Regions from separate parts of the Mus musculus genome. Here region 2 is linked to region 1. A link is a contact called in ENCODE Hi-C or POLR2A ChIA-PET data. All regions are on one chromosome and are shown on one strand. Each heading gives the region's core, a stretch centred on a gene start or an enhancer-like site at or near the end of the contact. The rest is flanking DNA. Distances are from core to core; before and after follow the strand shown.

What was found. A loop is a pair of places that touch in the nucleus more often than their neighbours do. ChIA-PET counts read pairs that join two places held with the same protein, here RNA polymerase II (POLR2A).
Region 2: a loop to region 1 is called in a map of left cerebral cortex, with 3 times the contacts of the local background. The contact joins the promoter of Nat14 here to the promoter of Shisa7 in region 1. A Hi-C loop is called at or near these places in 5 of 37 maps with a recorded cell type or tissue (all left cerebral cortex). POLR2A ChIA-PET finds 5 or more read pairs at or near these places in 3 of 5 experiments (all embryonic stem cell).

What each region holds. Positions count from the first base shown.
Region 1 is chr7:4,843,415-4,847,369 of GRCm38, reverse strand. Shisa7 (shisa family member 7) reads left to right here and starts at 2,674. Exons shown (of 6, transcript NM_172737.4): 1 at 2,674-2,765. Isoc2b (isochorismatase domain containing 2b) reads left to right here. Exons shown (of 6, transcript NM_026158.2): 6 at 2,005-2,410. The coding sequence ends at 2,100. It overlaps Gm36127 (a long non-coding RNA gene), which reads right to left. Exons shown (of 2, transcript XR_881804.2): 2 at 2,385-2,587.
Region 2 is chr7:4,921,257-4,925,195 of GRCm38, reverse strand. Nat14 (N-acetyltransferase 14) reads right to left here and starts at 2,610. Exons shown (of 3, transcript NM_001358881.1): 1 at 2,557-2,610; 2 at 1,867-1,988; 3 at 190-1,293. The coding sequence starts at 1,938. The coding sequence ends at 745. It overlaps Zfp628 (zinc finger protein 628), which reads right to left. Exons shown (of 3, transcript NM_170759.2): 3 at 3,193-3,939. The coding sequence ends at 3,299. It also overlaps a transcript of Ssc5d not described here.

The DNA of each region.
Region 1 (3,955 bases), core at 1,425-3,924:
TTATAAGAACATTTCATTGGGACTGGCTTACAGGTTTAGAGGTTCAGTCCATTGTCATCAAGGTGGGAATATTACAGAGTCCAGGCAGACGTGGGGCTGGAGGAGCTGAGAGTTCTACCTCTTGTTCCAAAGACACCTAGAAGATTGGCTTCCAGGCAGCTAGGATGAGGGTCTTAAAGCCCATGCCCACAGTGACACCAATGAGGCCACATCTCCTAATGGTGCCACTCCCTGGGCCAAGCCTATACAAACCATCACAAGGTCCAAGGCCCCTATGCTGAGTCTGTGAACCCTCAAAATGATGGGGAAACCCCAGAGCTGAACATTCAGGTCATCTTACCTTACCTTACCTTACCTTACCTTACCTTACCTTCATACAGCTCTATTGAGTATCTGTCCTGCCAGCCCTTGTGGTACACTCAGGACAGGGATAGTGTCCAGCCTTCCTGGAGTTTGCATCACAGCATGGTGATACAAAGCCAATCCTATGGACAGTTGACAGCTTCTGGGAGACAGTTGTCTTTAAGGGTGTGGTCTCACACTCCACAAAGTATATGAGCAGCACATATTGGAATCAGTTGGTTATTAAAAGTAAAAAGCACAGCTACCATTGACGGGGATGGGGAGGTGGGTTTATCTGGGAGGAGCTTAGGAAAGGAGTTGATGATGAGTATTGTCTTAGTTAGGGTTTTACTACTGTGAACAGACACCATGACCAAGGCAACTCTTATAAAGAACAACATTTAATTGGGCTGGCTTACAGGTTCAGAGGTTCAGTCCATTATCATCAAGGCAGGAGCATGGCAGCATCCAGGCAGGCATGGTGCAGGAGGAACTGAGAGTTCTACATCTTCATCTTAAGGCTGCTAGGAGAATACTGCTTCCAGGAAGCTAGGGCTGTGTTTCCCTCAGTCCAATAATTGTAGCTGAGTGTGGCCAATACTGTCAGGTTGGGGAGGAGAGGGAGGAGGGAGCCTGGGCCACGTCTTAGGAAAGATTTGGCGTTTCACAATAACCGAGCCATTGTCTCTTTCTCTCTCACATACATTTACATACCCACATAAACATGTACGTACACACACACACACACACACACACACACACACACGCAGTCTGCAGAGTACTTGTCTAGCTTTGGCAAGGCCCTGGGTTCTATCCCAACCAAATCAACATCAACAAAGAAATAAAACTCATGTGGGGAGAGTGCTGTCCTCTGCCGCAGATCGTGCGCGCGCAGGTTAGGAGTCAGCTCCCTTTTAGAGAAGTCTACATCCATGCTTTGGTGTTTATCTTCTTACCAGGAAATTCCATAGACTACTGGGGCCACAAGCAAGAGAAAAAGCACCTCTCTTTGTTCCTAAACTCTATATTAAAATATCTTTAATAAACCTCAACTATGCTTCATTGAGAAAGAAAGAGTACAGGAGCTGGCCACCATCAAATTGGTGAATAGTCAAAAGATTACATTATGTGGCCTGGGACAAAGAAGGGAAACCAACAAATCCCATAAACAGTGGTGGGGTTTAACCAGGGAAGAGAAGTGGAGGTGCAGGATTTGCATTTTTTGGTATAATTTTCTGGAGATAAACTTGGCTGGACTGTTTGATTGCCAGTAATGTGGTTGATTATTCTTGTTCCACCAAGAGAGAGTTGTGTAAATTCGTTGAGAGTTCATGAGTTCGTTGGGTCTGTGTGTGGGAGAGCTGAGAGCTAAAGGAATGACCCAGGAAAGATGAGACTAGTGAAGAAGATGGACATGGAGGTAGACAAGATAACCCAAACCATCTGCTCTTAGTGGTCCCAAGGCAAGAGCATACCAAGATGGCGGGGAACAGCTCAACCAGGCAAGTGTGAGGGAGAGGTCACCTGGAAAACAGGAAAAAGAAGTAGTTGACTGGAGAAGCGATGCTGTCAGAATAAGGGAGATCAAGATGAAGAGGTGCTCCTCAGATTCTCTATTCCGGAGATAGGGCTTCTTCACTTCCTCATCTCCTTTGCCTGCAGATTCAGAAGATCCTCAAGGAGCCAGTCACAGACATCGGACTGTTAGGCTTCTTCCAAGGCAAGAAAAACTCCCTGTTGCCCAACTCCAGGACCTGACTTGAAGGAAGCACCCACCCTCCTTGTCACCCAGACGTTGATGGATGACTTTTCCTTCATCCATGGATCCCAAGAGTGGTGCAGTCCGCCAGGAGAACCGCCCCCGTGGGAGAGGAGGCGTGGTTCTGTCTTCCGATTGGGCAGCTGGTCCCGGAAATGCAAATGAAATTCCTTGATGCTGGGTGGGAATTGGTTTAGAGAAAGGTGGAGGTGGGGCTGGGCCCCGGGCCACTTCACGAAGCGGGAAAAGGAGGGGGAACAAATGTCACAACTGGGACCCTGTCTCGGAGAATAAACATTTATGTGACTGAGGACCGAACCATTATTGGGTTTAGGGGGCATCACGGGGGCTACAAGGGTCTGTGGGAGGAAGAAAGTGGGGTCTCCTCCAGGTGGGGTGGGGGAGGCGCCTCTCCAAGCTCCAAGCCGGCGCGAGACACAGGCGAGGGCTGGCAGCGGCCACATCTGCACTGGGGCCGGTGCGCATCTGCAAAAGAAAGAGCTGCCGGCCAGGGTCCCCACCACGCAGCCTGCCGCCCCCACCCCCATCAGCGCGCGCGCGCCCAGCCCCGCGGGCTGGCAGACACGCGCTCGCTCTGCCTACCCTGGCTGGCCCCCACGCTGCCACCCCCGATTCCCTGAAGGTCCCGCATCCGGAAAGTGAGGTGAGCGCATCCGTACCTGGTGAGGAGGGGTAAACTGAGGCACGGGGGAAAAAGAGGGATGGGGAGGAATGGACAAGTATGTGAATGGATGGGATGGACAGTTGCTGCTCCGTGGTCCTTACTCGCCCAAGACGCAGAATTCTGCAGCCCCTTGGAGATCAGAGTGTTCAAACTCTACAGACGCCCCTCCGCCTCCACCGCGTCAAACCCTCACCCGAGATTCGCAGACTCCATCCCCAGCCTGGGGGCCTTTGAAGGCATCCCGTGTCCACCAGAGATGCAAGGACCAGTCCAACCCCATTGACAATCAAACTCACCCACCGCCGCCGCAGATCCTAGCAGCCCAGCCCCCTCCCACAAGTTACCTAGCCCAGTACACCCTCCCCGGGGACCTAGGAGTTCCATCCATCCTCCGGAGCCCCTTGGGACACGGGCGTCGGAGCCCCGGCCCCCGCGTTCCGGTTCCAGGTGTCCCCTCCGCACACCCAGCCCGAAGCCTGCGTCTCGAGGCCGCGCTCGCGTCGCCATGGCAACGGGAGTCTATTTTGCGCTGGGAACACACAGCTCCCTCCGCAGCGCCCCCCACCCACTCTGCTCAAGAGTGAGGGGCTCAAAGGGCGGGGAACAGTGCAGTGATGAGAATGAGACACTTAGAAGGGACAGAATCCCGGGACAGACAAGCAGAGATTGAGAGAGCCCCTGACAGAGGAACTGGGTGTGGAAATTACAAGGAGGCTACAGATCCAGGCGGGGGAGGTTGGGGATGGAGGGCCCAGACAGAGATCCGGACAGAGCCCTAGACAGACGCAGAGATGCAGAGGAACAGAAACCCGACGGCAGAGCCAGGTTAGAAAGAGAGAAGACAGCCGGCTGCACGTAGGCAGGGGGCCTAAGAAGAGAATGGACGGAGACTCTAGGCAGGGACCCCAGACAGCCCAGACAAAGTAGCGCTGCATGTGGTATCCACGCTATCCTTAGCAGGCAGGGATTTGGGGGTCTTTCCCAGCGCCACAGTAGCCAGGACCTGCTACTCTCCTCTCCCTCCTTCTACAGGTCCCCAATCTTGCCTGCTTTCCGCATTCCCACCTCAAACCGACTTCCTAATCCCTGAGATTCCTAGGAACCCCTTCCACATGCTCCTACCCCCTTCCCTGATCTGTGCCCCCACCACCACCTCCTCAGCCGCCACC
Region 2 (3,939 bases), core at 1,361-3,860, 78 kb before region 1:
CAGAAGGCCTGGCAAAGACTGGCTGCCGCTGTGAGCTCACTGCTTCTCCTCTTCCCAGCGCCCCCCCCCCCCCCCCAACACACACACTTCCCTAGCAATTAATGTCAACTTCTTCGGAGAGGAGGAGCCAGACAGAAGGAGGGAGTCTGGAGAGAGCAGCTGGAAAATGCATCAGACAGGAGACAGGCACACAGAAGTTTCAGGGTTTATTAACAAACAGTGTAAAAAACCAGATGGGCTTGGAGACACTGTGCTCCTGGCCCCACCCACTCCCAGAAGATCTGTCCCCTTTGGGAGTTCCCTGTCACAGACTCTAACTTTTAGTCTCTCTCTCTCTCTCTCTCTCTCTCTCTCTCTCTCTCTCTCTCTCTCTCTCTCTCTCTCTCTCTCTTTCCTCAAATCTCCCTTCCAGACCTCAAACACAGGCAGCAGGGGCTTTGTAGACCCAGAACCCGACGTTTTTCAGTGCATACAGACTGGGGCAGTGGGGGTGAGGCAAAGGACTGGACACGGTGACCTCTAGTGGTCCCAGAAGACCAAGAAGGGATTTGTTCTACTTGAGTTTAGAGTCCTCATTGCAGCTGGCAGGCACACTGGGAATGTAAGTCCATCAACCTCGGTGCTTCACTATCAGCCCAGCAGACTAGGTAGACACTGAGGGGGGGATGTAAAGTGCCTGGCACACAGTAGGTGTTCTTTAGGTGCTGGTTCTCTGCCCATCTATCCAGTGGGCATGGTCTCTAATCACAGGTCTTTGCTGAATTCCCTAACCAGCATATAGCCCATGCAGCCCCAGCCTCCCTCTGCCTGGTAGCCACAGGCCTCCAATAACCCTGCCACCCCCCAAGCGGCTACAGCCACTGGGACCACGAGCCGGGCCCGAGGCTCCCCCATACTTCCAGCCCATGCTCGGGCTCGAGCCTCGGCAAAGGCCAGCAGCCTTCTGCCCACGCCCCTGCGACGGTGCCATCGAGAGACAGAGAGGCGGGTGACTCGGGCTCCATCCCCCACGTTGGCACCAGGGGCCAGAGCCAGGACTCCACACACATCGCCGGAGCCACGGACAGCCACCCAGGGCCCTCCCAGGCCGCCTGGTGGAGGCAGAGAGCCCCATCGGGCTCGCAAACCCAGCTTCACAGCGGCTACAGCCAGAAACACGGGCAGCAGGAGGGCCAGGGCGAAGGAGGCCAGGATGAAGCGCAGTCCGCTGCTGGCTGCAGCCAGGAGGAGAAGGGCTGGAGGTCGTGTCAGAGCGTGGAGGGCCACACGGTTTTCCGTGTCTTTTACACCAGCCTGTGGGTGGGAGTAGAGGCTCAGCCATTCATCACATAAGAACTTCCGAGGAAGGATTTCTCTTCTCAAGTGAGAAGAGAAGCCAGCGGATGGGGTGGTCCCAGTCTGGCCCATTGGGTGTTAAGGGCTGAGCGAATGAATGCGGTTTGCCCGAATGAAATGAACTGATTTAGGACCTGAGGCCCATGAGTCCGGATGGCATGCTAAGGTAACGCACCAAAGGAGACTGAACAGGATAGGCAAAGTGAAGACATGGGCTCTTCGCTGGAAGGTCTGGGGTGTGTGTGTGTCTCAGTAGCCCTCATTTTGGGACTGGTAAGTGGGGCTGAATGGAGGTCAAGAGACCTGAACACCCAGCCCCTACACCCTTTCAATTGCTTTTTTAAAAATGGCAGCTGAGGTTTAAGTAGGGAGAAGGCAGTAGAGAAAAGAGACCAATTAAAAACAGCTGAGGCGAAAATCCCCTCCCCCAGGACCCCCGGAGCTCAGGCAGGTGGGCGGGGCTGATGGAACCCACTTTGAATGGCCCTAAGAAGCTGCGCATGCTCACTGGTGCCCCTGCCGGCCTCTCACCTTCAGCATCTCCAGCACCAGGGGCTTCTCATCTTCCCTCATTTCCCGCACTGACAGGTGGTTAGGGGCCATGGTAGCCCCCAGGCAGGCCCCTCCCCAAGGGAGCTGACGTTGTACACCTGCTGAAAACAAGTAGGTTGGTGTTAGGTGGGCACCTGAGTTCTAAGAGCCCTGGGAGGGATGGGCCGCAGTGTTTCCCAGATCGCCAAGGACCCTAGAGCATTGCCAAAGAAGACTGTCACAGTGGCAGGCCAGGTGCCTCCATACCCAGTGGGGCTCTGAAAATCGTCCCGAATCGTCCCCCACTCCGGAGAAGACATTCATTGATCTGCCTGTAAACTCATCCCCTATCCAAACTCCAGCAGCCGGTCTCCTGAAGTGGTCCCACCCCACATAGCAGAAACAGGGCCCTGAAAGGCACCTCCACGGGGTTGCTCGAATCCCTTGACAGTAAGGGAGAAGGGGGGCAGGGGCAGGAGAGGGTCACCACCGGAAGTGACGTCCACGCTCCCGACTGGAGGCAAGACCGGCACCTTAGCAACTGTTGCCAAGCTTCCCCCACTATGGGGCAGGGGTTGGGAGTAATGGAGGAAACTGCGAGGACGAGGGAAGAGCTGTGACCTGCTGGAGGCCAGTGGGAGAACCTTGGAGAAGGGGGGATGGGAGTGGGGGACAGAGAGGGTTTCTTACCCGGCCTGCCTGGGAGGATTAGCACAGCTCCTTTCTTGCTGGTCCTTCGTTGCTAAGCGACCTGAGCATCAGGAAGAGGAGGCGTTGCTTGTGAACCTAATCTCATTGGCGCTTGGGTCTTTGAGGGAAGGGATGAGGGGTAGCATCAAGCATCCCCATCAGCTGAGACCTTATTCTCAACCCGGAGGCACCTGGGGTATCGTTTGAATTAATAATATTCCTCTACCTACCTTTCAGGTGAGGTAAGGGTGGTTTATAGGAAAGAAGTGGAAAATCCAGAAATTGATCCCTAACCCTCCCTGCTATAAGTACAACTACAGACGAATACATACAAAGGTTGGGAAAGGACCAGAGAAATAGCTCAGGGAGTAAGAGAGCTTGCCAAAAGGAAACCCACATGACTGACTCCCACTGTCTCTCTGTCCTCTGCAAGTGTACCCGCCCTCCCACCCCCAGCACAGTAAAAGCCTTAACAGTTTAAAGGATGGGGGAGCTGGACCCCACCCCGGAGAAGCATTTAGCCCTCCAAGTACAAAGCAAGTCACCTCAGATCCGGGAAGCAAGAATGAAGACTTCCAGGTCTGAAGCAGGGGCTATGCCCATGACTATACCTCCCCCATGAAAACAAAACCAGGAAGAGATTCTGGGTCTTTATTAGCAAGTCCAGCCAGCAGCCCCCCTGACTCTGGGGCTGACCCCAGCCCAGCTGAGGAGAACAGTTAATTGCGGGGAGGGGGTCTCTTCAAAACGTGTGTACCAGTTGGACTGCAGGAAGAGTCTGCACAATCTGGATGGAGGGCAAGTTCTGGGGAGCCATGACCCCTGGTCCAGCCACTGCGGGGACCACTTGTACCATCTGGGACGGGGGAGCTACGGGCACCCCCACAGGGGCAGAGACCGGGCCAGGTGCTGACGGGGCCAGGAGTTGCAGTGTTGTGGTGCCTCCTGCAACGCTGCTATTTTCTAGCAGATCAGTAGCTGGGGCGCTACGAATGATAAGGAGTTTCTGTCCTGATGGGCCAGTGGCCGCTGGCTCCGCCAGACCGGGGGAAAGCGTTTCCACCTCCTGCACGCAGAGCCTAGTCTGCTCACCATCCGCCCCACTCAGCACCAGCACACTCTGCAGCCCCTCATCTGTCTGCAGTGTCTCAAACAGGACGTCCTGGACCACACCAGCACCGGCCTCACTGTCTCCCACTTCCCCGGGCCCAGGGCCGGTCAGCAACTCTTCAGTTGCCCCACTCTGAACCAGCAGCAGGTTTGGAGCTTCTGTAGTGCCAGCTCCTCCATTAGAATTGGAGACTTGGCCTGTCAGGGGCTGGAGCTGGACCGTAGTCACCTCCTGTGCTGGTTGTAGCTGGACTGTAGTCACTTCCTGTGCAG